7 separate regions of the Homo sapiens genome follow, and all the other regions are linked to region 7. Evidence: chromatin loops called from intact Hi-C (ENCODE). Cell type or tissue: endothelial cell of umbilical vein. All regions are shown on one strand.

The links. A loop is a pair of places that touch in the nucleus more often than their neighbours do. Peaks named below come from ENCODE experiments on the same cell type or tissue, not always from the same donor. Only the 100,000 strongest peaks of a DNase experiment are listed, where the experiment ranks them.
Region 1: it touches region 7 in a loop (8-fold over the local background); 2 of 110 quality-filtered maps call a loop at or near these places.
Region 2: a loop joins it to region 7, with 8 times the contacts of the local background. A loop is called at or near these places in 3 of 110 quality-filtered maps.
Region 3: it touches region 7 in a loop (4-fold over the local background); 54 of 110 quality-filtered maps call a loop at or near these places.
Region 4: it touches region 7 in a loop (9-fold over the local background); 2 of 110 quality-filtered maps call a loop at or near these places.
Region 5: a loop joins it to region 7, with 6 times the contacts of the local background. A loop is called at or near these places in 74 of 110 quality-filtered maps.
Region 6: a loop joins it to region 7, with 8 times the contacts of the local background. A loop is called at or near these places in 6 of 110 quality-filtered maps.

What each region holds. Positions count from the first base shown.
Region 1 is chr13:40,443,879-40,447,878 of GRCh38, reverse strand. All of the region lies in intron 6 of LINC00598 (long intergenic non-protein coding RNA 598), which reads left to right. Among named protein-coding and RNA genes, the nearest start is that of LINC00598, 35 kb to the left of the region's middle. RefSeq lists enhancers at 1,614-2,219, 2,029-2,328. In endothelial cell of umbilical vein, no CTCF peak of the experiment used is centred here; a DNase peak (open chromatin) is centred at 2,178; H3K27ac peaks cover 2,090 bases.
Region 2 is chr13:40,311,998-40,315,997 of GRCh38, reverse strand. No RefSeq gene overlaps it. Among named protein-coding and RNA genes, the nearest start is that of LINC00548, 93 kb to the right of the region's middle. In endothelial cell of umbilical vein, no CTCF peak of the experiment used is centred here; DNase peaks (open chromatin) are centred at 2,177 and 2,327; H3K27ac peaks cover 2,089 bases.
Region 3 is chr13:39,775,372-39,779,371 of GRCh38, reverse strand. It overlaps a transcript of COG6 not described here. Among named protein-coding and RNA genes, the nearest start is that of MIR4305, 110 kb to the right of the region's middle. In endothelial cell of umbilical vein, a CTCF peak has its summit at 1,795; DNase peaks (open chromatin) are centred at 1,541 and 2,731; H3K27ac peaks cover 3,795 bases.
Region 4 is chr13:40,029,597-40,033,596 of GRCh38, reverse strand. No RefSeq gene overlaps it. Among named protein-coding and RNA genes, the nearest start is that of LINC00332, 150 kb to the left of the region's middle. In endothelial cell of umbilical vein, no CTCF peak of the experiment used is centred here; a DNase peak (open chromatin) is centred at 2,346; H3K27ac peaks cover 1,944 bases.
Region 5 is chr13:39,941,114-39,945,113 of GRCh38, reverse strand. No RefSeq gene overlaps it. Among named protein-coding and RNA genes, the nearest start is that of LINC00332, 240 kb to the left of the region's middle. In endothelial cell of umbilical vein, a CTCF peak has its summit at 2,130 (motif pointing right); a DNase peak (open chromatin) is centred at 2,123.
Region 6 is chr13:40,192,359-40,196,358 of GRCh38, reverse strand. All of the region lies in intron 1 of LOC124903162, which reads left to right. LINC00548 (long intergenic non-protein coding RNA 548) reads left to right here. Exons shown (of 6, transcript NR_033877.1): 6 at 1-1,850. Among named protein-coding and RNA genes, the nearest start is that of LINC00332, 13 kb to the right of the region's middle. In endothelial cell of umbilical vein, no CTCF peak of the experiment used is centred here; DNase peaks (open chromatin) are centred at 1,948 and 2,588; H3K27ac peaks cover 2,690 bases.
Region 7 is chr13:40,680,119-40,684,118 of GRCh38, reverse strand. No RefSeq gene overlaps it. Among named protein-coding and RNA genes, the nearest start is that of FOXO1, 15 kb to the right of the region's middle. RefSeq lists enhancers at 1,916-2,680, 2,681-3,445, 3,446-4,000. In endothelial cell of umbilical vein, a CTCF peak has its summit at 916 (motif pointing right); DNase peaks (open chromatin) are centred at 1,108 and 2,488; H3K27ac peaks cover 2,237 bases.

The DNA.
Region 1 (4,000 bases), 240 kb after region 7:
TAAGATCTATGGTAAGAACCAATCTTCTATTTGTGAAACGATAAAGATGGAAAAAGAAATTCAAGCTAGTTTTCGTGTCTCCCCTTGAACTGCAAAAATTACAGCCACAGTGCACGATAACTTTTATTACAGTATATTGTTCTATTTTATTGATATTGTTGTTAATCTCTTACTGCATGTAATTAATAAACTAAACTTTATAGATATGTATGTACAGGAAAAACATAGTATCTATAGGGTGTGGTACTAGCTGCAGTTTTAGGTATCCACTGGAGTTCTTGGAATGTATCCCTCTGGAAATTGATTGTTCCACAGTTCTGGAGGCTGGAAGTCCAGGATGAAGGTGTCGGCAGGGTTCCTTCCTTCCTTTCTTCTTTCCTTCCTTCCTTCCTTACTTCTTCCCTCCCTCGCTCCCTTACTTCTTCCCTCCCTCCCTCCCTTCTTTCTCCCTTTTTCTTTCTTTCTTTTTCTTTCTTTCTTTCTTTCTTTCTCTTTCTTTCTTTCTTTCCTTTCTTTCTTCCTTTCTTTCTTTCTCTCTTTCTTTTCTTTCTTTCTCTCTCTTTTTCTTTCTCTCTTTCTCCTTTCTTTCTTTCTTTCTTTCTTTCTTTCTTTCTTTCTTTCTTTCTTTCTTTCTTTCTGTCTTCTTCTTCTTTCTCTTTCTTGACGGAGTCTCACTTCATCAAGTCACTCTGTCACTCAGTTGCCCAGGCTGGAGGGCAGTGGCATGATTTTGGCTCCCTGCAACCTCTTTCTCCTGGGTTCAACTGATTCTCCTGCCTCAGCCTCCCAAGTAGCTGGGATTACAGGTATGCACCACCACACCTGACTAATTTTTGTATTTTTAGTAGAGACGGGGTTCCACCATGTGGGCCAGGCTGCTCTTGAACTCCTGACCTCAAGTGCTTCACCCACCTCAGCCTCCCAAAGTGCTAGGATTACAGGCATGAGCCACCACACCCTGCCAGGGTTGGTTTCTTCTAAGGGCTGTGAGGAAGAATCGGTTCCATGCCTCTTTCCCAGCTCCTGGGGATTTGCTGCAATTTTTGGCATTTCTTGGCTTGTAGATCTCTGCCCTCATCTTCACAGGATGTTCTCCCTGTGTTTCCAAATTTCCCTTTTTTATAAGGACACTGGTCATATTGGACTAGGTCCTACCCTAATGATTTCCTCTGTAAAGATCTTATCTCCAAATAAGATCACATTCTGAGGTACTGGGAGATAGTACTCCATCCAGCATATGTTTTTGGCGGGGACACACTTCAACCCATAACGTCACCACTCATGAATGCCCTGGAATGTCTGTGTTACATGTGCTCACAAAAGTTTGTTTGGTTTTTCTCTTCTCTTCCATTATGTAGAATACCCTAAGGTATTTGAATTACCCACTGTTCCTCTTAGATCATTCCCTCCCAGCTGATGGAGGAACTTGGGAAAAGCTGCCAACCAACTCAATATTTTGCCTCCCTTAACTGGGAGATCACATTACTATGGGCAAAGTGCTCTTCATGCAAATCTCCATGGGTTTGAGGAAGAGGTCTGTGAATTCCAAATATTCAAGAGGGCACTGGGCAAGTGGCCCTACCTTTTTTCTTTCTTTCTTTCTTTCTTTCTTTCTTTCTTTCTTTCTTTCTTTCTTTCTTTCTTTCTTTCTTTCTTTCTCTTTTTTTTTTTTTCTGAGACGGAGTTTTGTTCTGTCACCCAGGCTGGAGTGCAGTGGCGTGATCTTGGCTCACTGCAACCTCAGTTTCTGGGTTCAAGTGATTCTCCTGCTTAAGCCTCCCCAGTAGCTGGGATTACAGGCACCCACCACCATGCCCGGCTAATTTTTTATTTTATTTTTAGTAGAGACGGGGTTTCACCATGATGGCCAGGCTGGTCTCAAACTCCTGACCTCAGGTGATCCACCAGCCTTGGCCTCCCAAGTGGCCCTGCCTTTTTAAAATAAAAATATAAATATAGGCTTTATTTCCTCTTTGGAACGCTCTAATCAAAACAAACTGGGCCACGCATGGTCACAATAACAGGTGGCTCGGGAGGTCCCTTGTGGCTTGCTGGCTGCAGACCTGGCCTCGTAGAGCCCGGGAGGGAGTGACATTGGCCCCTCATGCAGCGGGGCAGCCAAGCGTGCCTGCAGCTGGCCGAGGCCAGCTCTTGACTCACAGAATGACTAACAACGGGGAAGCGTAGACAATGGCGAGAACAATGTGGGAGAGTTGTTGCTGGAAGGAAGTGAGACTTGTCAGGGCTTCCCCCCAGCTGCTCACAAGGTAGTGCTTGGTGAAGCATGCCTTTCTCCTCAAAGTCTAAACAGGATCAGTGAAAACGTAACCAGCCCTCATGAGCCTGTAATCTGGGATTACAGGTGTGAGCCACTGCACATGGCCTGCCCCACAGCTTCTATGATGAGCCCCTCACCCCGTTTATACCACTTAAGTCTTCTCCTGGCCAGAGGTGATGCCCACACTGGGCCAGGCTGGGTCCAAGTGTGGAGTCAGGTCATCTTTCCCGGAGGGATTTACACAGAAGAGCAGGGGTCACACCCAGGGACACTGGGATGGGACGTCTGGCCCAGAAGTGGCTTCTGAACTCAATGCCCCGTGGTCTCTGTCACTTGAAGTTCTGCAACTCTAAATCTCTATTTTTATATATTTCATTGATTAAAGGCAAGAAACACTTAACTTTTGTTGAGTTTGAATAGAAGTAACTGCCCTTATATTTAACAGTGAGTAAATGTACAACGTTCCTTTTGAAATGAGGTCTTCTCCATCCCACTCGATTTCCCATATGGGAGTGTTGAAGGAATCTAGAATTCACTGTCTTCACAGTCCCCTTCACCTTGCTCAGAATCTATGTTGAAATTTTTAAAGTCCATTTTCTGTGCTGATTAAACTTTCACATGTTAGCCTTTGAGGCAGATATGGCATTTTGGTAATGTGGTATACAGATTACTGAATAATTACATAAGCTCTGGACAGCCACATTTCCTAACATGCATGTGCCTCTTCTCACGGGGCCCAGGACAATACTTCCAACTAAACAATTCCAAGAAGTTTTATTCAAATAACACTCTCTCTGAAGAATTTCTCCTGTTTAATGGGAGCTAGGGGATATAATTAACTTGAACACTTGATTTGGAATAAGACAGTAGAGATTTTAGAAATTGAGGGATTTGAAATATCAAACTCACTCCTAGGATTTAGACCCAGACAAGAAAAAGCTTAAAAATAAAAACAACATTACAATTATTAAATTTATAGTCCAAATTTAGATATGTGTAATGAATAGTCACTTTTTTTCTTCTTATCTGGAGGCTGAACAATCCCGAGCTGGGATTTTTTTTTTCTTTAATATGAAAGAAAAGAAAAATTAGTGTCTGGGAATGAAGGGTACTTATGACCTTTCTCCAGCCTCCTGGAGTGATGTTTGGGGACCTTTGCTGAAGTAAGTAGAGTTATTCATGTTGAAGACAGCTCGAGAATGAAGCACACAATTACACGGGGAGAAGAGATAAGAGAAAAGAGATCCATTTATTATTAGAGTCAACCTTTAGAGAGTTGTTGTGCTTTTTGAATGAACTTATCAGTGACAAAAAGTTAAAGTGTAGAAGCAGAAGGCATTTATTCAGATGGTATCTTTCACATCGTGAAATAATGTTATAAAACACAGAGGGCTTGGGCCTGGGAATTTCTGAGCCTGTGTCAAGGTTTAATTATTGGATTTTTATCAAAAATCTGCTTTTTTCCTGATGGTTTCAGGCTTCAACTAATGAGAGATTATTTAAACGTGCTCTCACTGAGGGTGCCAAAAGCAAAATTTTCAGCTGGTTCTAAAACCATCTTTGAACGTGAACATGGTCCTACGGCAGCTACTTGGTTTGAAGTCCCTCCTTTCCAAGTGACAGCATTCACACAGCATTTACTGTGGACAGTTCCCTCTGCTTGGGGTACATCTATGCAAATGTGTGAGACTCCCTGGGCTGTGCCACCTTCCATAAACAGTC
Region 2 (4,000 bases), 370 kb after region 7:
CAACAATAAAATCTACCTCGTAAAGCTATTTTAAAAATGAAATGCAATGGTGTACGTAAAGCTGTCAGCACAGTGCCTGGTGAACGTGCATCTACGTCTAGCTTTCTTATCAGTTGTTCCACGTCAGAAGGATGGCTGCCTGTCTGTAGCCTGTCCATTCAGTGGAGATGCTGGGAGCCTCCTCCAGGTGTCCGCCTCTATCTTGAAAAGGATGAGGGCTCATTGTCTGCGCTCTGCTAAGGTCTCTTTCCCAGTCCCAGATGCAGTGTGCAGCTCCCTGTTGATCTCCAGGATGTCAAGGCTGTATTTGCTGCATGGAGAGCCTCTGGCAGAGCCCAGCTGCTGGCAGCACACCTACAGGAAACAGCGTAGCAGGACTGGGTGACACCTCAGGGGAAACCCAGCTTCATGACTCTTTGCGGGAAGCTCAGCCTCCTTTTTTTTTTTCTGCTTTTTTTTCTGCAGGCAGGAATCTGCTTTCTGCAGGCAGGATGGAGCTCCTGGAACACTATATGCTACTTCTGAGATTTCTTCTTTGTTTTTGAACGTCACCACCATGTCTCTAGTGTGATGTAATAAGAAGGGATCACCCGGCGGAGGAAAAGGATTCCTCATTTTCTAAACCAGATACTATGTTTCTTTCTCTTTTGCTTTCTGCTCTCTACTTCCTTCCAGTTGAGACTGTGGCTGTCTTTTTTCCCCCTCCCATTAGAGAGTTCAGTGGGCTTTTCCCCACTGGAATCAGATAGAGACTCTGGGATGGAGCTGGGGGATTTGCTGATAGTCTGGTGAACCTGAGAGGAAAACGAAGCTCAGGTCACACAGCAAGTAACAGAGTGGCCAGTCCAGGACTCAAAACTCAGGCCTCCTGACTCCTGGCCCAGTGCTCTTTTCAAAGCGTCCTTCCATAAACGATGAGGATTTTAGTAATCCATCCATCTCCCTGCAGCCTCCCTGAATGTTACAAATATTAATATACTCATCTGATACACCTTGCACACCTCCTGTGAGGCAGATCCTTTCTAGGCACTGGGGACTTATCAGCAAAACAGAAATAAATCCCTGCTCTTAAGGGGCTTATGGTTGAGTGATGGGAGACAGATAATAACCACAATAAACAAATAAATGATAGATTTTCCACAATGTCTCTCCAGGGAACATTTTCTCAACAGAATGGTTCTTGATTTTTTAAAGCCCAAACTCCATAAAATGTATATGCCTTTCTATACAATGTTTTTGAGTCAATGATTATATAGAAAAACGTGTATATTTATGACCACCTAGCTCAGTACAACATTTCAACAAAACGATTTGCCGAAATAGTCTTGAGTTCCATTCTAAATACTGTACATTTTCTTGAAAGGCATGTTGAGTGTCAGCATGGGGTGTGTGTCTTGGTGGTTGTTAGAACTAAGAGGGGAGCCACTGCAGGTCATCAAGCAACTCTTTGTTACAAACATGAATTTTTTGGTGACCAGGAAGCCATGCTTGAGGCATTTTACATTCTAACATGAGAGTTCATTATTTATATACAGATAGATAGGTGTTTTGCTGTATATTAGTTACATTTAAAAATTTGATTGAGAGTCTTGGGTGGTGGATGTGAAACATTGTAGCTTTTCCCAGGTAAAGTCATAGGAAAGACTCTGAGTTAGAGTTTTTGTGCAGAAGACTGATTTTCAAGAATCTCTTCTTGATGTTAAGTATGTGGTTGGAAGGTGAGAGGTGTTGGAAAATACTAGACCTGAATTTGTTCAGAGTCTCATAGCAATGCCTGGTTGAGACTCTGGTCTCAGCCTTAGTGTCCCCATGGGTGACAGGTCCCGTTTGTGGGGGGAGCTAGCACAGGAAATGACCAAAGAGTCAGATCCATTTAGGTGGACACCCTGGCTATGAACTTGTCCTTCCCTTGGCTCAGTAATGATGACCATGACCACTTGCAAAATAACTTCAGCAGGAAATGCAAAGTGATTCTCTCATTGAGTTCAATGTGAATCACTTGCCAGGAGAGGTGGCTCAATTCCATGAGCGTTTTCTTTTTTTTTGAATGGTAACTGTGGAATGGTAGGAAGCGTCCCACAAAGGATTTCCTTTGGTCATTGTTTTTTTTTTTTTTTTTTTTTTTTTTTGCTGAGGAAAAATATGTTATTGGGGAGGGATAAGAATCTCCCTCCCTTTGTGAGTTCTGTGATTCAGAGTTTAAAAGGCCAGTGACAGGATCTGGGTCACAGCGTTGGTTTCCTTCTTATGTGAGACCTTGTGCTTCATACGTCTGTCCCTTTAAATATTGGGACTGGAGCTCCATATTCTGTCTCATGTTTATACTTGGTCACATGGTGAAAGGTGGATTCCTTGAAGCTAGACTCTGTACTAAGGGAAATACCATGCATTGGAATAACCCAATCCTGCATTTTAACTTGTAGAGTTAAAAGGTCACTTCTTCCTACATCCTTCCTAAGCAGAAGAACCCCCGCTCCCCGCCCACTCCTAGTGACAGCTGAGTGAGGCCGGTGTGCTCCCAGCCTATCTGATCCTGTGTGGGTATATTTGCCAGGGTTTTCCAGAGACAGAACCAATGGCATGTGTGTATGTATAGAAAGAGATTTATTTTGAAGAACTGACTCACAGGATTACGGAGGCCGGCAAGTCCAAAGTCTGCAGGATGAAGGCCCAGAAGCAGCCAATGCTGCGGTTCAAGTCTGCAGGCCGTCTGCTGACAGAGTTCCTTTTTGCTCATCAGTCCTTTGTTTTATTCAGGCCTGCAAATGATTAGATGAGGCCCTCCCACATTAGAGAGGGTGATGTGCTTTACTCAAAGTCCACCAATTTAAATGTAAGTCTCATCCAAAAATCCCCCCACAGAAACATCCAGTATAATGTTAACAAGATAGTTGGGCCCCACAGCCCAACCAAACTGACATAAAATTAGCCATCAAGGTGGGGTTCAGCAACTAAAATATTATATGTACTAATGTTCAGCAACTAAACCACACACACACACACACACACACACACACACACACACACACACACGAATTAGACTCTCCCTCTGTGGAAGGAAAGGAAGGGCAGGCCTTGAGTGAGGACAGCCTCTTCTCGCTCCTTTCTGCCTAGGATGGGCAAGGGCTATGGCACCTGGGCTATGGCTGATTAAGAGCAGCCTTGGCTACAGAGACTTTAAAAGCTGGTGTTAGCCAGTTGCAGCCCGCCTGCAGCCCTAGATTTGTGTAGGGAAGAAAGGCAAATAGCAGATGTATGTGTATGAAGAGTGCACACACACACACACACACACACACACGTGGGAGGCAGAGTAACAGAATGGTTGGTGGTGTACAGAGTATATGGGGTATGGAGCCGCTCTGCCTGGTTGGAATGCCAGCTTATGCTAGACTTGCTGTGTAACTGTGGGCAAGCTACTTAACCTCTCTCTGCTCAGTTCCCTCATCAAATTAGGGAGGGAATTCATACATCCTAGGCTGTGAGGATTAAATGAGGTAGTAGCTGTAAAGTGCCTATAAGATCGCCTGACACATAAGTCCTGGACGATATCAGTTCTCGTTATTATCCTTATCATGTACACAATGCTCATCAACTGTCTATGTTCACATATTACACATGGTTATTGGTAAGCAAACACAACCTATACTTCTGGCAAATACACATACAGTGGGAATTTTATGCCAAAATCTTTCTAATGTATGCTTGCAGGGGCCATGCTGGATATTGCTTCATAAAAAGATATTTTTTGGTACTTTATTAACAAAATTCCATTGGATAGAATCCAGGTCATATTCACTCTAAATTAAATTAATGTTTTCTTTTCTTTTTTTTTTTTTTTTTTTTAAAACAGTGTTACAGCAAGATGCCCGCATGGCATTGGAGTAAATATAGCATTTTGGGCTTGTGAGGATCATTTGCAGCCAGACAGCCTTTCTGCTGGGGAGGGGAGAGTGCAGGAGGTCCCACCCTTGGTTGTCGCACACTCGGTGAGCATGTCGCT
Region 3 (4,000 bases), 900 kb after region 7:
GATCGATTTAAGAGACACACGTGACTGATGCCAGCATCTTTTGTTCTTGTCTCTGGATTAGCTCTATCACAGGTCAAACAGACTTAGAATAGAATTAGTAATCAGCATCATTGCTAATCTTACTGAAAGCACTTACCATACACCCTGCACTGTTTTAAGCTCTTTACATTGATTTATTTTATCCTTACAACTCTATAAAGCAGATACTAATGTCATTTCTATTTTACTGGTGAAAAAATTGGAGCATAAAGCTTTTAAATAGATTGCTCAAGGTCACGCAGTGTGACAGTTTACAGTAGCATGCAAATTTTTTGACACTCCTCTCTTCAAAAAGTGGAGTATAATTTTCCTTCTCCCTTGATTTGAACCAGACTTAGAGACTCAATTCTAATAAAAAGCATATGGTGGAAGTGAGGGCATATGCTTCTTAGGCTAGGATGTAAGACACTACTCCTTCTACCTGGCATTCTCATGGATTTCTCACTTTCAAGGAAGCCAGGCATCATGTGGTGAAGACTCTCAGGCAGCCTGTGTGGAGGCCCACAAGGGGAGGACCAAAACCAGACCAACGTGTCAGCCATGTGGATAAGCCACCCTGGCAGTGGCTCCCCTCCTGCCCCAGTCAAGCCTTCAGATGACAACAACCATGATAGCCCCTGAGGCAAAACTGCCCAACTATGCCACTTCTGAATCTCTGACTTAGAGAAACTGTGAAATAATATTGTTTTAAATAACTAAGTTTGAATAATTTGTTCTGTTTTCACAGATAACTAATACAGCTTCTAAGTGGCAAAGTCAAGATACCAATCCAGGGGGGTCTGAAGGCAGAATCTACACGTTACTGCTATATCCTCTCCTGATACTAAGGAGATTATCAATAAGCTCACATTCTGGCAATACATGTTCAGTAAATGTTTTATCTAAGCTGCAGCAAATTCTGATGTGTTTTTAGACACTTAGAAATCAATAATGCACATGAGCTACATAGTCCCTTCTTTCATTGGTTGTTATGAATTAATGCTGGTCAAGGCCTTTTGCCCTATGCTGCCTTTTCTAGGCTCTAGGCAGACACTACCTTTCCATTACACATTACTTCAGAGAAGCCTGTTACAATTATAATTAGTCAGATTATAGCATCCTTTAGGGTCCTTCCTGTCCTGAGAATACACCATAGTCACTTTACCCAAATTGGATATGTATTAAATCTATCAACCTCAAGTATTAACTATTTTTTATAAACTATTCCTTTTAGGCTGGGAGGAAAATATAAGTAACTCATCTCTTAGACAGGATAACTTCTGCACATAGTTATTTCCTATAATGTGTTGATTAGGACTGCTTAACTCTCAGAAGATTGACTCTTTGCTGCCACCTTGCTGATACCATGAATGTTAATGCCCATGGCACTGGGCTTTGCACAGAGTGGATATTCAGTAAATGGGTAGTTCTTGTTTCTCTCCCACATATGCAGTTAGGAGCACATTAGTCTTCCCAGAAACTGTTAGACTGCTGTCAGTAAGTAACCATTATTTGACATAACCCCACTGGCCGCAGCAAACATACATTCCCTACTACCCTTTTTTCAGTATCAAGGAAATGGAAATAACTACTCAGAGAGTTAGAAGGCACATGATGAGTAATTTCCTAGTCATTTAGAGTCAGACCAGATGGCCTTAAAGATACTCCAACCAAGAAGAGCTAACCTGACTCTGCGATTGCAACACTGGTGATCCCTCACCAGGAAAGATGCCAGTCTCTCTGCTGCCCCTCCTGTGTGTTCTTCACATGGCAGCCTTATTTCTGTTCTTAAAATCCAAAGCAAAGTTCAAGTTTTCCACCAAGTAATACAAACCTGGCCGGTTTCTTCTCCTGGCCTACCTCATCTTCCAACAACTCTCACATTTTTCAACCTAATAACATTAAACTTTATGTAGTTTCCCAAGTAGCTATCCTCTCCAGCTCCACACCCCCTTCTAACCTAGTTAACTCTTATTCTTACAGGAATCAGGTTATGGGTCAACTCACCTGGGGTATCTCTCTCCCATGCCACCTGACCTCTGCCCTCGTTCCTTGCTCTTCACTGCTGGAGTGGACACCCCCCTCTGTGCTCCAGGATGACTCTGAAAATAGCCCCACACACTGAATATGCTGTGTTGACACTATCTATTTGAATGCTTATCTCCCCTACTACATTATAAGGCCCTGCCAACAGTGGCAGGGTCATATTTAACCTTGCCTTCTCAGTGTCTGGCAAAAAGAAGGTGCTTAATAAATTAGATAATGTATGCAAAGTAGTTAGCCTAACACTTGATGTAGCAAGTGTTGTTGTTAATTTGGTGATGGAACCAATTGTTACTTCTCACCTATCTACAAGCCAAAAAGCTGTTTTGGTTTCTTCCTGGTAACAACTAAAGAGAGAAAAGCTGAATGAACAAAAAAGAAAGCAATAGAAAAGACACGTAGAAATCAATTAAGAATCTAAAGACACTAAAAATAAGCAATTAAATAAACAAAATCAAATGAGACTAATGAGAAAACTAAACAAAAGCAAGGGGAATTTGACAAACTTTCCTAGCAGCTAGATAGTCCCCACTACAAAAGCAGCTTCGACAGAAGTGGTAAATTCCCTATAACCTGAGTCACTAAAGACCAGACCAGACAAACCGCTTGAAAGAATACAGCAGTAGACATCAGGGTACTGGCTGAATTAGTGGGCTTTTTTCATCTTCAATTTCTCTGATTCATTCATAAAATATTTATAACAGGGCTGCAGAACATTTGTTACATCTTTTCCCATTTGTTCTCCTTCATTTTCCAAAGGAAAAGTGTACAGTATTAATATTTACTTAGTTAACGTTACCAGGCAAGGGGACTGTGCAAGATCAGAAGGGCTAATATCTAACAATAACAATGGAGAAGACAGAGACAGCTATTTTACTGGAAACTTTTTTGACAAAACCTGATTATTCTGATTAGGTCTATATTGGAAATAAAAAACTTAGGGCAGATTGCTTCTGGGTGTTTGTTGATTTATTCTTTGGATAAAATTGGTCAGAATAAACTTCCTTAAAATAACAACCACACATAGCACACAAGTTGTATCCTCTTGCTCCCCTTCTGCCTACTCCTCCTCCCTCCTCTGCCTCTTTTTTTTCACCTCAGAGTTCCTAGAAACAAAGCCAAACACTGGAAGGAAAGTGCTGATACTACTATTCTTTTGTAGTTGTTTTCTTTATCTTTTAAAATATAGTTACGTTTTTCCAGCTTTTTGCTGATCAGAAGTTTGCCTAAAACAAAACTTTCGACCGGGTGCAGTGGCTCACAGCTGTAATCCCAGCACTTTGGGAGACCAAGGCGGGTGGATCACCTGAGGTGGGGAGTTCGAGACCAGACTGACCAACATGGAGAAACCCCATCTCTATTAAAAATATGAAATTAGCCAGGCGTGGTGGCACATGCCTGTAATCCCAGCTACTTGGGAGGCTGAGGTAGGAGAATCACTTGAACCTGGGAGGCAGAGGTCGCAGTGAGCCGAGATCGCACCATTGCACTCCAGCCTAGGCAACAAGAGCAAAACTCCGTCTCAAAAAAAAAAAAAAAATTTCAGATGTATCTCTGAAAGATTATTTTAGGATATTTCCAGCTTTTACTGTAGCTGGATTCCAGATGCTTTAATTTGTTTCGGTATTGTATTAAAATGTAAAACTACATGAAAAAGAACTACATTATTAGGGCTTTGTGAGCCACTCAAGCAAGGTCACAGGATGTGAGGGGTGAATGGGAGCAGGGAGCCTTCTGTACAACCCCCCTCAGTTTTAGTGATGAGGAAACCAAAACCCAGGATGTATAGTAAGGTCAAAGGCTAGTGAAAGTCAAAGTCAGGACTGGATCCCAGATGTCCTCGTTCTTCATCTAGAACTTTTCCCATTATACCAAGTGGGTAGAGTGTGTGGAGAAAACTGAGCTGTTGTATACTTTTTCTTTTTCTCAAATCTAATCC
Region 4 (4,000 bases), 650 kb after region 7:
CCTGCCTCAGCCTCCCAAGTAGCTGGAATTACAGGCATGCGCCACCACACCCAGCTAATTTTTGTATTTTTAGTAGAGACGTGGTTTCACCATGTTGGCCAGGATGGTCTCGATAACCTGACCTCGTGATCCACACACCTCGGTCTCCCAAAGTGCTGGGATTACAGGCATAAGCCACTGTGCCTGGCCAGGAGTGACAATTTCTAAAGAAAAATAAATTTAAATATCAAAGGTATTATTTCAAAGCAGTAAAATACTTTGGGTATGAAAAAAAATTTGCATATAGCAAACAAAAATTTAACACTTTGCAATTTGTACTCTTTTTTTTTAACTGTAAACACAAATTAAAACACTGCATAGTTACAACAAATGATAGAATTGAAGTAATTACGGTTCTGTTTCTTGTTTTTTTTTTTTTTTTTTGAGATGGAGTCTCGCTCCATTGCCCAGGCTGGAGTGCGGTGGCACAATCTTGGCTCACTGCAACCTCTGCCTTCCAGGTTCAAATTATTCTCCTGCCTCAGCCTCCCGAATAGCTGGGACCATAGGCACATGCCACCACACCTGGCTAATTTTTGTATTTTTGGTGGAGACAGGGTTTCACCATGTTGGCCAGGATGGTCTCGAACCCCTGACCTCAGGTGATCCGCCTCCCTGGGCTGCCCAAAGTGCTGGGATTACAGGCGTGCACCACCATGCCTGGCCGTTTCTTATTCTTTACATTCACTATCTGTTATGAACTAAATTGTGTCCCCACAACCCCTAAATTCATATGTTGGAACCCTAACCCCCAATACAACTGTATCTGGAGATGTGGCTTTAAAGGAAGTAGTTAAGGTTAAATGAGGTTATTAGAGTAGGGCCTTAATCTGGACTGGTGTCCTCATAAGAAAAAGAGACCCCAGAGCTCTCTCTCTTTCTGCATGTGCTCAGTAAACAAGGCCACGAGAAACATAGAGAGAAGGCGGCAGTCCGCAAGCTCAAGAGAGGGGCCTCAGCAGAAACCAACTCTGCTGGCACCTTGATCTTGGCCTTCCTGCCTCCAGAAAAGTGAGAAAATAAATTTCTGTTGTTTGAGCCACCTCATCTGTGATATATTTTCTTATGGCCTCCTGAGCAGACTAACACACCATCATTGTTATATCAATTTTTATTTTGAATCTAATATTTATGCACATGAGTACATAGTGCCATAGGAAACAGAGACACACAGGGCTACCAAATCTTGAACGATTCCAAACAGCTAGCCACAACCTCTGGAAAAAAAACATGCATACATGCATAGCCAAGTCTGTGAGGATCAGAGCCACTGGGAAACTGAAGTTCTCTGCATTCATTATAAGTAGAGTCACTCTTTTTATATGTAAAATCAACTCTTATATGTAAATTCAGCCGTTGTTCTAAATGTTATAGCATTGGTGAAAAAAATATTTCAGGAAGGAGTGTTTTATCACTGGCATTCTTTACGTTTTCTGGCACATGGTGACAGTGAAGAGCAGACAGACTGCTAGTCAATGTTATTGCTTTTCAATTCTCTGCATACCCACACTGTGCACCCCCTGATTGCCTGCACTCCACAGTGCTGCTTTTTTTTTGAGACGGAGTCTGGCTCTGTCACCCAGGCTGGCGTGCAGTGGCATGATCTTGGCTCACTGCAACCTCCACCTCCCGGGTTCAAGCCATTCTCCTTCCTCAGCCTCCCAAGTAGCTGGGATTACAGGCACTCGCCACCACGCCCCGCTAATTTTTGTATTTTTAGTAGAGATGGGGTTTCACCATGTTGGCCAGGCTGATCTCGAACTCCTGACCTCAGGTGATCTGCCCACCTTGGCCTCCCAAAGTGCTGTACAGTGCTGCCTTTGATGTGACTCTGCCTCTCCTTTTATCAGGGTTCTTCTAAGAAGCAGCCCATTTGCCTCATGAGACAATAGCCAAAGTCATCCCAAGGAACCCCTCTCACATAATAATTCAGGTACCATTATGCCTGAAAGAGGGGAACTGGCAACCTGCCACTGTCGAGGTCGAAGCGTGAACAAAACCTCCTAGAACTAAGATTTAAGAAGTGTTTCCTTCAGGGTACGGTGACCCTAGTTCACATGGGAGGAGAAACCACGAGTGTTAGAGAATACATTGAGCGTCCGTCTAGCTAAGAAGCATTTCTTAGACTTCCACTTTGTCAGCAAATGATAAACAGAAGTCTTTCCGAGTCTGTTTCCTGGTGGATCCTTGGATTCATGTTATTATAGCAGGATGTGCTGATAGCTGGGAGACCTGGATTCTACTATTGGCTCCATACTAATGTTCCTTGTGATTTAATGCGTCTCTGAGTTTTGCATGTCTAAGGTTATTTACAGCTTAAAAGATGCATTTATATTATGATTAGTCACCGGTGAGCTATGAAGTAGAAAGAAAGGAATTTGGGTTTTAGGAGCCACAGGGGAAGTCTGGTTGCTGAAATGAAGGGATGATAAGAAGCTGTAGCTCTTCTTTCTGAAGGAGCCCCACGCAGACCCATTGCTGGAAGCCTGAGCATTCATCTCTGCCTTAGCAAGTGTGCTTTCTAAGGGCTCCCTGGTTCCACATCACTTATTGGTTGAGTGCCAACTACCTCCTTGGTGTAGAACAGACTCTATTCCTCTGTCTCTTGACATATTTGTGACCGAGGGGAGCAGAAGAGTCACCTAAACACACCATTAAAATGATGTTTAAAAAGGAAAAGATTTGTCAATTTCAAAATATGTAATTCAAAGAAAAGGTGGGATTTGAAAAAACAAATCAACTGGACTTCTAAAGGAAACAATGCCTGGCACATGGATGAGCTCAGTAGATACTTGTTGATTGAAAGGTTCTCAGCACCTCAGAAGAAAGTAATGGCTCACTCTGTTTTAGTTGACTCTTTAAAAATACAAAATACATAAATATTTTACCATCATACTGGCAAACTCTATGACTAAAAATAAACAGAAGGAAGAGAAAGAAATGGGGCTGGTTGGGTAGTGGTGCCCATGGGTTGCAATGACAAAATTAGCATCAAGGAAGGAAGTCCAAGCATCCACATCTGCGGCCTAGAGCAGGCTGTCAAGATGTCTGGTAGGACAAAAGATCCTTCAACAAAGGTTAGGCCACAAATCAGAGCACAGAGCAGTGTGACGGGCCTCCTAGAGTGGCTTGTCACAGTGACATGTGGCAGAGGAACAGAAAAAAACCTGGAAACAGAGCCAGCGGAAGTGCTGGCCACAAATGTTTGCAGACCATTTGGCTTCTTTTCTCACCTCATCTTAAGCTCTTTTCCTTGCACAGGGAAGTGCAGTCGGCCCTCCATATCCGTGGGTTCCACATATGCAAATTCAGCCAACTGAGGATTGAAAATACAGTATTTGTGGGAAATGGAATCCATGGATATCGAGGGCTGACTTTTCATACCCATGGGTTTCACATGGCCAGATGCAGGAATTGAGCATCCATAGATTTCAGTATCGGGGTGAGGGAGGATCCTGGAACAAACCCCCTGCAGATGGCTGAGATGTCGTAGTAAATAAGGCTGACCATGTAGTAAATAAGGCTTCCTGGAATTGCAAGAACTAAAGATGGAAAATGTCATCCAGCATTCTGACCAGTGATCTAACCAGATTATCAGCATAAAAAGCCCATGGTCGAGAGAATGAGCATCTCTGGCCCAAACTTCTACACTTCTAAGAGTGGGAGGGTCCCCTTGAGTACACTGCATCCTTCTCAGGACAGTGGTATCCACACTTAGAGTGTGCTGCCCCATGAACTGTAATTATACCTAGACACCAGGTAATGGCTTGGCAGAGATGTTATGAATAGTTTAGACTGTAGATTGTTGGGTAGAATAGAAATGCTTTATGGTCCCTTCCCCAGCCTTATTCTATGATTATGAGATTGCTTTATATTCCCACATAGCATTCCCCCTTCCCACAGCTTTAATTGATGCTGGGATCAAGTAGGTATAAATTGATAAAGTTCAAGTGAGACATGG
Region 5 (4,000 bases), 740 kb after region 7:
TTTCAACAGGTTTTTGTTTAAAAAACCCTAAATGAGAGGCAAAATTAGTTTTTCTCTGGTTTCAAAACAGGGACAATGTAGAGTTCAGGCAAAAAGCAATGCTATTGAATAGTTGCTCTTGCATTCATGGTGGGGTTGATCTTTGTCAGATCTATTAGAACTTGTACATTCATAAGGGATGTCCTCTTTATCACTGGGGACTCTGTTTGCATTTGAAGTGTAGATTTTTTTTGAAGTCATTCCTTGAAACTGCAGCTGAAAGATGCACACAGTTCTCTTGTATGTTTTCTAAAATGAAGCCTAATTCATTGTCAAATGTCAATCCCACCTGCCTGAATGTGAAATAAATATTTACATTTTTGTCATATTAGTTGTGGAATAAAGGATTCCTCAGCTTTGGTTGGCGGGTGGAGAAAGCTTGGTTTCTTCACTTTGGAAAGGTTAGAGTGATGAGGGAAAGGGAAGAAGAGCCCTGTAGGATGGCTGTGGCAGTGCCTTTGAAATCAAAGGTGGACACTCCACTGTGGACATCAGGGGCTGATATGGAGAAGAGGGGTGGTGAGGTGGCACAAGGAGGCCAGAGCCATATTCTGAAAGCAGCATCTTGAATACTGGTACCATCAGCTCCTACCACCTTGACAGTCCAAGGAATACTCACATTAATGCCCCAGAAATTAGAATTATAACTTACTTTATTACTTCACACAATTTCTTACACTTTATTTGTTTTGATTTTTGGCCTTGGCCAAAACTTTTGGGAAGCCTTGGTTTTAACAGTTTACATTATTCACCTATCTTCAGCAAATTACATTAAAAATATTGAAAAGTAGTGAATTTCTGCCTTCTGAAAGAGAAGGAAGATTTCCACTGTGTTGCTCTGAAAATGGAGGTGAAGCACAACACGCTTATCTGTCTGACACATGCCAAGCAGTGACAGGTGATGTTACCAGAAGGGTCAGATGTGTTTGCCTCGAAAGAGACAGGTCCCACAAGCAGCAGTATTTTGTGAAAGCTCATTTTCCCAGTCTCTAAATGCTAAATGGTCGAACACTTATATTCTAGGGAAAAAAAAAAGATAAATGCATGTGTAAGAATTTTTATGTCTGTGTCTTTTTATCTGTATCCAGGTTTGACGTTAGTCATTTGTTCTGATTCACACAGAAACTCTGGGGCAACTGTGGGATGCATTTAATGTGCTCGGCATCGAGTTTAATCTGGAATGCAGAATTTTTTTACGGTGCAATTTTGGACAGGTTCATCAGGCATGAGGTTTATGTATGAGAAAAGGGAACTGTGGCAATGCGAAAACAGAAATGAGTATGGCCACATGAGCATCCAGGGGATATGGCTGTCTTTCAGCAGTACCTAGAGAAATGAAGGCTTCAACTGAAAGAGCCTTGACAATTTCATTAGGGGAAAGTTGTCCTTACCATTATTATCATCATCATCACCATTATCAAACTGTTAGTGAGCTCCTGCAATGAAACCCTACCCCAGTCCAGGGACCTATGTGAAAGGTCTCTGTGAATTGGCTCAAGCTTCCTCTCAGGAATTCTCAGTGTGTCTGGCCCTTCCACTTCCTCCCTCACCCTCCACCAAGTTCCTTTCTCGCCCTAGCAAATGGCATAACACAGTACTGTCTTACAGACGTATAATGTGAGTCACAAAATATGCTATTTTAAATTTCTTTTAAAGAAATCAAATGAAAGAGGTGATATTAATTTTAATAATATATTTTACTTAAGCCAATATATTCAAAATGTCATGATTTCAAAATGTAATCAATATTTAAAATATTGAGATATTTTACATTCTTCTCTTTCACTCCAACCCTTGATAATATGTGATACAGTGTGTATTTTGCACTTAGAGCACAGCCCAGTTTGGACTGGACACATTTCAAATGTTCAATAACAGCACGTGGCTCGTGGCTACATATTGGGCAGCACAGATAGAACTGCTCCAAGCGCCATCCTCTGAATGACTCATACATTGTCTGTAGACGCTCCACCAACATTTACATTCCCAAGATTACTCCTCTGAGGTCTTGGGAGACCCATCAATTCCCCAATCAACTCCATGGCTCTGAGCTGCTGGACGGCTTAGCACCACCTTTCTCAGCTCCGCCTCTAGAGGGCAGCCCCGAAAGGCGTCTCTGTGAGCCCTCTAGTGACTGCTGTCAGAATGGACAGGACTTTACAAATAACTCCTATGGAACTTTAAAAACCAATCCCATTAAAGTACCATTACAGGATCACAGCTCTAAGGGATTCTTTTAGCCATTGCCTATAGTAGGACACCGGCCCATAAACTTGCCCTGCAGGCAGCCGTGATCCGTGGAGATCCCTTCAGAGGTACTGCAATAGAGAGTTCATCACCCCTTTATGCCATCAGCAGAATTCAGCTGTCTGGGAAGCTGCTAAGCAGTGTGCTTCTCTTCATTTGCCCCCATGGCCCTCAGGACATAGCCTGCTCAGAACCCATTTCACCCCTTTCTGCTGCCTCTGAGAGTCCCAACTTTGATCCAGCACCCATCTCTCCTCACAGAGGTCGTGGGCCCCAGAGGAACTGCCCAACCCCAGGACTGGGATGTCTTGGGACATCCCACCCTCCTTGACACTGATTGGTCAAGATGGCAGGACTGGCCCAATCAATGCATGGGCCTCGAGAATCTGGCTTAATTAGATGCTAGAGGAAGTTTGACGAGAGCTTCTGGGCAAGACATTTCCCTTCTCTTAAGAGTAAGTATGGGAAGCGACGGCTATTTTCTCTTCCTGTGGACATTACGGTATGTGGATGTGAAGTCAGAAACTACTGTAGCCACCCCTCCACAGGGGGAAGCTGCATGGGATGAAGCTGACACACAAATATGACAGCAGCCAGGGCAACTGTAGAAATAGAGTTGGAACCACGGGATTAAACTGACTCTGAAGTCCACCTTTTTGTATTTTCAGTTACATATTCAGTAAATTTCCTATTGTTTAAGCAGCCTGTGCAGTGGTCTGTGACTTGTAGTAGGACTCTCCCTAGTGGAAACAAACTTCAACACAAACCGAATTCCAGAAACTTCCCTGCATAATCTACAGCTCCTGATAGCAGGGGAGCAAGTGAAACTTCTTGGAATTATTTGTGTGCAAATGTATGTATTTATTTGGAGCAGGGGCTAATATCTGATACCCCTAAAGTTAGGATGGATGCGTTGGTTATATACCAAACTGGGCAGCCTAAGGCGAGTAAAACAGAGCATCTGTTCACTTGCTGCAGGATGGAGACACAGATTCCGTTTGATATTTAATGAGAAACATTCTAAAAATGGAGAAATCCTAGCACCCTACAGACTGAGTTTTCCATTAGAAATGGAGGAAATAGTAACATTGAAATACATCTTTGGGAACCTTTCTGTCAAAAGAACTTTCTCTGGCCCCCTTGATTCAGGGGATGTGACCAATTTTGTTCTGCTGCTGATGACAAAGATGATGGGACAAAGCCACAATCTACCTCGCAGTAGGCCAGTAGTCCTCCCAACTCCAGGGACACACGCTCCATCCTTTCTTCCCTGCCAGCTGCTTCAAAACCTCGCATGTGCAAGGAGAGGAGCTGGGTTCAGCACAGACTCACTTCTGTGACTTGCCAAGCAGTCTGGCCCTGACCTTGTGAGAATTGTCTCCTCTCCCCGGGATTCGTTTGGCTTAACAAAAGCTGGGCCCACTGCAGCTCCCTTTATTTCTTGATGGGTCCCTTTTTGCCTGTCCTAAGAGGATTGTTTTCTTTATTTCCTGTGATCTGCAAGGCCCTAGCTTTAACCTCCCTTTCTCACTGATCAGAGACCTCTCCTATTACATTTTGTAGGAGCATTTAAACCATTCAGTGCTAATTAATGCCAGTCTGCATAACCTCTCACCTCTCCATCTTGATCTTTTTTAATACCACTTTTAATTCAGACGAAGGCTCTCATCTTTGCCAATATTGCCTCTTTCTAAATATCAATTTAATTGAATCT
Region 6 (4,000 bases), 490 kb after region 7:
CAGAAGAATCTCCTCCATCCCAATTGGGTACAATTGTGAAGGAAATGTGTTGGAGGAAGTCACCTTCTGTGAGCTGCTTATCCATCAAGTTGCACTCTGTGTGGGTGTGTATCCTTCCTATCTTGGCTGTCTTAGGTCTCCATATCCTAGGCAGTAGCCGGGTCAGTATTCCTTACCATGCACATTTGGGCAATAGAGGTACTGGACAATATAGGTAAATTCACAACCAATTCTTTCCCTGCATTTTCTCCAAATCTGTGGACCAAATCCTACTTACCCATGGCCCTACAAAGTTGTCTTTCCTATCAACACTAACACACCACACCTTGTTTCTCCTAACCTTCCCAGAATTCCTTGAAGGCTTTCTGATATTTGAGGCTTGACAAAATTTATTCATGCATTGATTAAGCAGCTAGGATTTATTAACCACTGTGAAACAGAAATTTTGCCAGGCAATGAAGATATTTAGTTGAGTAAGACAGTGCTTCTGTATTCAAGAAGTCTACCTGTGACCTATTTTAACTGTATGTTTCCCTGAATTTGGGGCATTCGAATGGTATGTACTAAATGTCTTATTGGATGGTTCATCCTGGAGGAGCGGCTAATGGAGGCTGGAGTCAAGCTAGGTGTCTGGGCTCATGTCTACCTTCTTCTGAGTATCAGAGGGCAGACTCTGATGTTCTCAGAGATAGATGTTCTCATAGTCTTCGGCTGGAGGAAATGCCCTTGTTCATGCCATCTGTTGACCTGTAGCTACCATGTAGACCTCTCTGAGGGCCTGTGGCTCATCAGGAGATCCGATGGACACCTGAATCTCAGAAAAACTGACCTATGGCACTGTTGTGATGCACAGGTATAGGCACATCTCAAAACATACCCGTAAATGTCCCAAGTTTGAATATTTTCAAAATTATAAGCTTGTATATAGCTTATATATTTGCATTGTAATCCATTTGTACAGTACCTAATTCAATGCGAGCAATTACTAATTTGGAAATTGTACTGATATAAATAATTCCTCTCTTTATTGCATGTAACACTGTGTCAGTGATATAAAAGCTATGTGTGTATATATATACATATATATAATATACAGATGTATTGAAATAACTTTTCTATTTGTAAACATAATGGAATTACTGTAGAATATCACCCTCAAGGGAAGGAAGAAATACATGTGAGCACTTTCAGGGTAGTTTGCCTGCATCTGAGCAGTTGTAGATACTTTGGTGGTATAACTGGTGATGAAGAAGAAGGAGGGAAGTTGCAGAGGAAAGAAGCTTGGAGATGTTTGGGATAGCTTTTTTAATTTTCACTGGAGTCGATTGTGCTAGGGCTTGGTTTTGAGGATCTGTGGGTAAATGCTGAGAGGGGTGGGTGCAGTTGCCTAGGCACAAATATCTGAATAGAGCAGATATGGATGAGTGGTTCAGGGGAGGAAATATTATCTGCCTTCTTTTCATTCTGCTTCATGCTAGGCAGGGCAATGATGATTGGTTTTCATTCAGCTTGTGCTCCAAGAGTACCTCAGAAAATGGGGAGCCATTTTTCCCCAGTTTTGGTTTTTAGAGGTTTATATCCCCAACTGGCTATGGTTGGCTGGCAGCCTTTAGCTTCAGTGTAGCCACACATGATTTCACGTCGTCTGTACATTCTTCGGCAGGAACCTGCTCCTTTTACTTCCAGTGGACACAGAGCACTTCAGCTATGGGCATCCATAACTACTTCCTCCTGGATCTGAGGCTTTCTTGGCTCTGAGAGCTTCCTGGGTTTGCTGACCTCACCCCTGTGAGGAGGAGGATTGGCCCGGCTGCTGAAAACATACGTGTAATTGAAGGAATTCTATTAAGAAAAAGGAAAAGAAAAAAAACACAAACAACAAACTCAACCAGATACATCTTCCATGGCCATTGTTCAATGCTGGGAATCTGTGGTTCGGTGCCATGGTAGGGAAGGAAGAGTGACTGTGAGAGGCATTTCCTCACTGAAGATTATAAAGAGCGGGTGAGGCTGGAAGTGGCCGAGCGGAAATGGAGAATAGTGTCTCCCTCCAAATAGGGTGATTCAGAGGGAGTTGATTTGAGGGAAATATGTGACAATGGGAGCCTAACAACTAGAAATCTTGAAACAAAATGAAACAACACACCATTATCAGCACCTAACCAGCCAGGAGCTTCCGTAGAATCCAAGGGTTCCACCCCTTACTACGCGGTAATTAGCCAGACCCATGGATCTTCCGCAGTGTTTCAGCATCCTCACTCAGTGATACATTCTAGTCAACATTCCTCAGGCTGGAAAACTTTTCTCATGTCTCACTTGAATCTCACCTGCTGCAGCTGAAGTTCATTTCTCCTTGCTTTGTTCCGGGGGACATGGAAAAGAACCGGTCGCCGTTTTCTCCTTAAGAATCCTGCGGACATGTGATGAGTTAAAAACACATTTTCCCCTGCCCACCCCTACTTAGCTGTTCAGAACTCTCTGAATTGGTAAATTCTGGAGAAACTCTGTTAAATCTTTATGCTCAGGGGAACAAGATCCAGTTACCAAGCAAAATTAAAGTGCAGCAACAACACCCCTGTTCTGGTTTGTCAAGGAAAACCCTTTGCCTGGACTCTCGATTTCCAAACAGAATGCAGCACAGTTTAAAGAGTATTTTGTTTTCCTTTTCTGGAACCCATTGTGTGTCACGTCAGAGACAATGAGCTGCTCATACAGCTGCAGTTGTCCAAGTATTAAACTTCCCATGCAAGTCCAGGTTAGCTTGGAAGATAGTAAAACCGCTGGGTGAAGTGTGTGTGTCCCCGTGTGTGTGTCTGAGTGTGCGTAGATAGGGGTGCCCGGGGCGGAGGGCTGACTATGCCGTTTTCCAGCTTGAAGCATTCATGGCCTCTTTCTTTCAGGCTCAGGAGGCTGTCCCCACAGCAACACTCACACACTGTGGAACTGAATAATCATTGGCAAGATCTAGGGGACAGTAAGCCAGATTGGGCGGGGAGAGCATTCCATTATTATAACACAATGCCATAATAGGATACAAAATTCTTTTCATATTAATTCTTATACAACAGGAATCTTAAATCTCGACTTTTACAGTGGAAGGGGAGGTAAAATGCAGCCAGCTCTTTGTTGTATTTTTGTAACTAAAGTTATCTGATGCACCTTGGGGGGCCGTGTGGGCCTTAGCTGCCTGTACTCTGCTCCCTCAGTGTCTAGAAAGGCTTTCGTTTCTCCCAAGGAGAAGCATGGAGCTCATTCACACCGCCAGGCTCGGCACCTTCTCTCAGAGTCCTTCCCTGTGTGTGGGTGCTGCTCTTGGGAAACCGTCCCTCCCAGAAGGCTGTGCTCATTCTTCTTGCCCCACGACCAGAGTGCCTTTGAGTGTGGAGACAGACTGTAACCAGGTCTCCTCTGAGGACTTGGGCTTGCAGCGCCTGCAAAGCTGATGGGGACCACACTGGTCTCTGAGTGACATCCAGCCCCCACCCACCCACCCCTGAGGTGATGGCGAGATGCTCACTGCCAGGGCTGTGGAGGACGGGAAGCCCTCCTTCCCGGGCCACTCTTCCTGAGCCTGGCAGAACCCAGCATGTCCCTTGTCCATGTTGTTGACAGGCCAACTCACAGACTGGGCATGGACACTGGGACCCAAAAGCCTGAATGCTATTTCTAACTTGGCTGTGTCCCTGGGCTTTGGTTTCCTACCACAGAGCCTGGGTGGAGAAGTCACTGGGCAGGGGCTCAGCTAGGCGGCTGACTTGGGGTGGATACTGGGAGACGTGGGGATTTCGCTTCATAAAAGTGTAGAAAATGAGTTTAGCAGTCTTTGTGACCTCATCCATCTAACTCCAATCTCTGACTTTGGCCATGGTAGGGATTAAAATATATTCAAATAAACCCCTACAAACTCTGTAGCATTTCAATATGTCTTTGATAGGAATTTAAACTCTTATCCTGAATTCATTCTTGTACTTATTCTTGGAGCATACATTTATTTAGAATA
Region 7 (4,000 bases):
AAATTAGCTGGGTGTGATGGCAGGCGCCTATAGTCCCAGCTACTTGGGAGGCTGAGACAGGAGAATTGCTTGATCACGGGAGGTAAAGGTTGCAGTGAGCCAAGATCACGCCACTGTTCTCCAGCCTGGGCAAGAGAGAGACCCCGTCTCAAAAAAAAAAAAAAAAAAAAGGTAAAGTATTTATGTTACCTTAAGATATTATAAAAATGAAACTGCAGGGCACGGTGGCTCACGCCTGTAATCCCAGCACTTTGGGAGGCCGAGGCGGGAGGACTGCCTGAGCTCAGGAGTTCGAGACCAGCCTGGGCAACACGGTGAAACCCCATCTCTACTAAAGTACAAAAAATTAGTCAGGCGTAGCAGTGTGCGCCTGTAATCCCAGCTACTCAGGAGGCTGAGGCAAGACAATTGCTTGAACCTGGGAGGTGGAGGTTGCAGTGAGACGAGATCACGCCACTGCACTCCAGCCTGGGCGACAGAGCGAGACTGCATCTCAAAAAAAAAAAAAAGAAAGAAAAAGAAAAAAATTTTGGCTGGGCGAAGTGGCTCACCTCTGTAATCCCACCACTTTGGGAGGCCAAGGCAGGTGGATTACGAGGTCAGAAGTTCAAGACCAGCCCGGCCAACATGGTGAAACCCCATCTCTACTAAAAATACAAAAATTAGCTGGGTGTGGTGGCACGTGCCTGTGATCCCAGGTACTTGGGAGGCTGAGGCAGAATTGCTTGAACCTGGGAGGTAGAGGTTGCGGTGAGCCAAGGTCATGCCACTGCACTCCAGCCTGGGCTACAGAGCGAGACTCCATCTCAAAAAAATAAAAATAAAAATAAGACAAATGTTAAAGGCACATAAAAGGCTCTTTTTTTTTTTGACTTTTCTGAATTTTATTACCTTTTCTCTAAAAGTTAACTTTTTTGCAAATGGCTATTAATGTCATATACCAGTAGAGGGCGATAAAACATTACTTTTTAGTATTATCTTAAAACTACTTTTACCAGAGTGGAAAAAGAATTTTTGGATAACTTTTCTTTTGCCCCTTCACAAAAGAAAACGATCGAAGACACTAGCAAGATGGAGAAACATAGTTCAATGGGAAGATCAAAAGTAACAGACAGATTACCATGACCTAAATTTGCAGAAGGGAGAATCATCATCTGTGTAAAAACTATAGTGACAGCTCTGTTTAGATTGGTTTATGTCTCAGGGAGACCGCCTTTTGTGCTAGCTCTCTGACACTGCATAACAACTGTGGGCAATTACGTATGGAAATCCTTCAAGCTGAAACAAATTGCAAAACTTAAGTGCACTTAGTCTGTTGTACCTTTTGTGGATCTAGAATACGTAACTTTAAAAATCTAGATTGTAATAGCTTCTAGATAGATGACAGTTTGGGCGTGAACCATTTAGCCATCCACTTGTGGTATGGCAGGAGTATATGGTGAGGAGTGGCCAGCTAACATTCTCAGGGGTCGGGGTGCCATGTTTACGTGGGCAGGCTTGATTCCTGGAAGCCGAGCTCATTTACCAGAAGAGCAGCCAATACCATGAATAAATCTGGTCCTGAAAAAGTAAATGCTCTGTTTCTTGGATTATTTATTTATATCAGATGGAGGGGGACAAGAAAGCTTATGCCTTTCCCTGTGGCCATGCAGCGCATGTGAGAATGTGCACTATGGCCGGCGCGGTGGCTCACGCCTGTAATCCCAGCACTTTGGGAGGCCGAGGCAGGTGGATCACCTGAGGTCAGGGGTTTGAGACCAGCCTGGCCAACATGGTGAAACCACATCTCTACTAAAAATACAAAAAAAAAATTAGCCAGGCATGGTTGGGGGCGGGTGCCTGTAATCCCAGCTACTTGGGAGACTGAGGCAGGAGAATTGCTTGAACTCGGGAGATGGAGGTTGCAGTGAGCCCAGATCATGCCATTACACTCCAGCCTGGGCGACAAAAGTGAAACTCTGTCTCAAAAAAATGTAAAAAAAAAAAAAAAAGAGAGAGAGATAGAATGTGCACTGTATTTAGCCTAGCCTGTGGCATTTTGTTTTGCAAATTTTAGTAGTATGGAAGTAAACTATCAGCATAAGAAAAAAGAAAATTCCTATGGCTCTGAATATGTTAGGATTTCTATCAAACACAGGGCCCAGCCCAGCCAGTTCCCAGTGGGGTAGGCTCGGCCCTTGGTCCCTACCAACACATTGACTGCTCTCCCCACAAGGTGATTTCACTGCACTGGACACAAGATGAGATGGTTTAGATGCTGGCACTGGAGCAGCTGCAGTAATGTGAGCTGAAAGGAATGCAGTTGTATGTCGAGAGTGCCAATTTCCAAAGCAGGTTCTTGAAAGGCTGTTTCTCTTCGTATGGTGAGGGACCTGTGCTGTTATCAAGACTAGGAAGGAAGGAGATTCATTAAATGTCATCATCAGCCTGAACAGGTGGTTGGCAAAGGAACGGAAAGCACGGAGATGAAGTTTTAGAGATCGGGGTGATTGCTGGCAACTAACATTATCAACTGTGATTCCAAGAGGCCCCAACTGTGGGAGGCCTGGAGGAAGCCACAGAGGTTATCTGGAGGGCCAGAGCTTACAATCTGGTTGGACTGGATCCAGCTGAATCCATCTGAGGCCAGCTCCAGGAAAGGCAGGTCTGGTATCAAGATGTACAGCAGACCATGGTGGGTGGGGAGCTCAAATTGTACTTACGGGCAACTGGGTGTGGGGAGGAGGGTTGTATGGCTCTGCAAGCATAGACCAGATCCTATGGCTATCCCCACATGAGATAGCGGGAGGATATCCTATGGGAGTTAGCCATAGGATCTGGTCTAAGCTTAACTTGAATTTCAATAGGCTGCCTTTTCTTTTCAATGAGCCCTCCTCACGAATACTTTGCATCCAAAAACTTTCTCCTTCTAATGTTCTAAGGGCTGCCAGCTGCCTCGGGCAGGCTCTCCAGAAGCCTAGGGAAGAGATACAGGGGTCAGGGAAGCATGAGTTGGGACCTCTTTTTTCTCCTATTCTTACCTGTGTTCAGCCTGGTTTACTGAAAGCAAGAGGTAATGAGCCTTTGTGGATGGGTGTGGCTGAATCATTGTGCGTTACCGATACAAGATGATCTGGAAGAAGCCCCTGATGGAACCTAAGGCCCTGGTGGAGTTTCTTTGAATATCATCAGAGGGAACTTGAGACCCGAGATACAGAGGGGACTGCAAACAGGCCTGCAGTGCCTGGGGCTGATTCCACAGGCAAGCACCTGTATCATTATCTCAGGCGACCCCCACAGCAGGAAGATATTATTATGCCAAGTACTCAGATAATGAAACTGCCTGGAGGAATAAGGAGTAGAGCCTGAATTTGAATTTACCACTTTGTCCTGCTGAGTGGTTGGTGAGGGAGGGGTAATAAGCATTAGAGCTATTAACTAAGGAAGCAGCATGGATTACTGGTTAGAAGCAAAGCCGTGGCTCTAGCCTGCCTGGGTTTGTATCCCAGCTGTGCAAGTAACCAACCTCCCTGTGCCTCAATTTCCAATCACACCTGCCCAGTAGGGTCTTGTGAAGATTAAATGAGTTTATATAGAAAAGTGCTTAGAGGCTGGGTGCGGTAGCTCACGCCTATAATCTCAGCACTTTGGGAGGCCAAGGCTGGCAGATCACTTGAGGTCAGGAGTTTGAGACCAGCCCGGCCAACATGGTGAAACCCTGTCTCTACTAAAAATACAAAAGTTAGCTGGGCGTGGTGGCATGTGCCTGTAATCCCAGCTACTCGGGAGGCTGAGGCAGGAGAATTGCTTGAACCCGGGAGGTGGAGGTTGCAGTGAGTCGAGAGTCGAGATCGCGCCACTGCACTCCAGACTGGGCGACAGAGCAAGACTCCATCTCATTAATAAATAAATAAATAAATGAATAAATAAATAAATAAATAAATAAATAAGCTTAGAACAATACCTGGCACATAGTAAGTCAGTTTTCCTGTATGGTGCTGACTGTGCCGCTTTGTTAAAC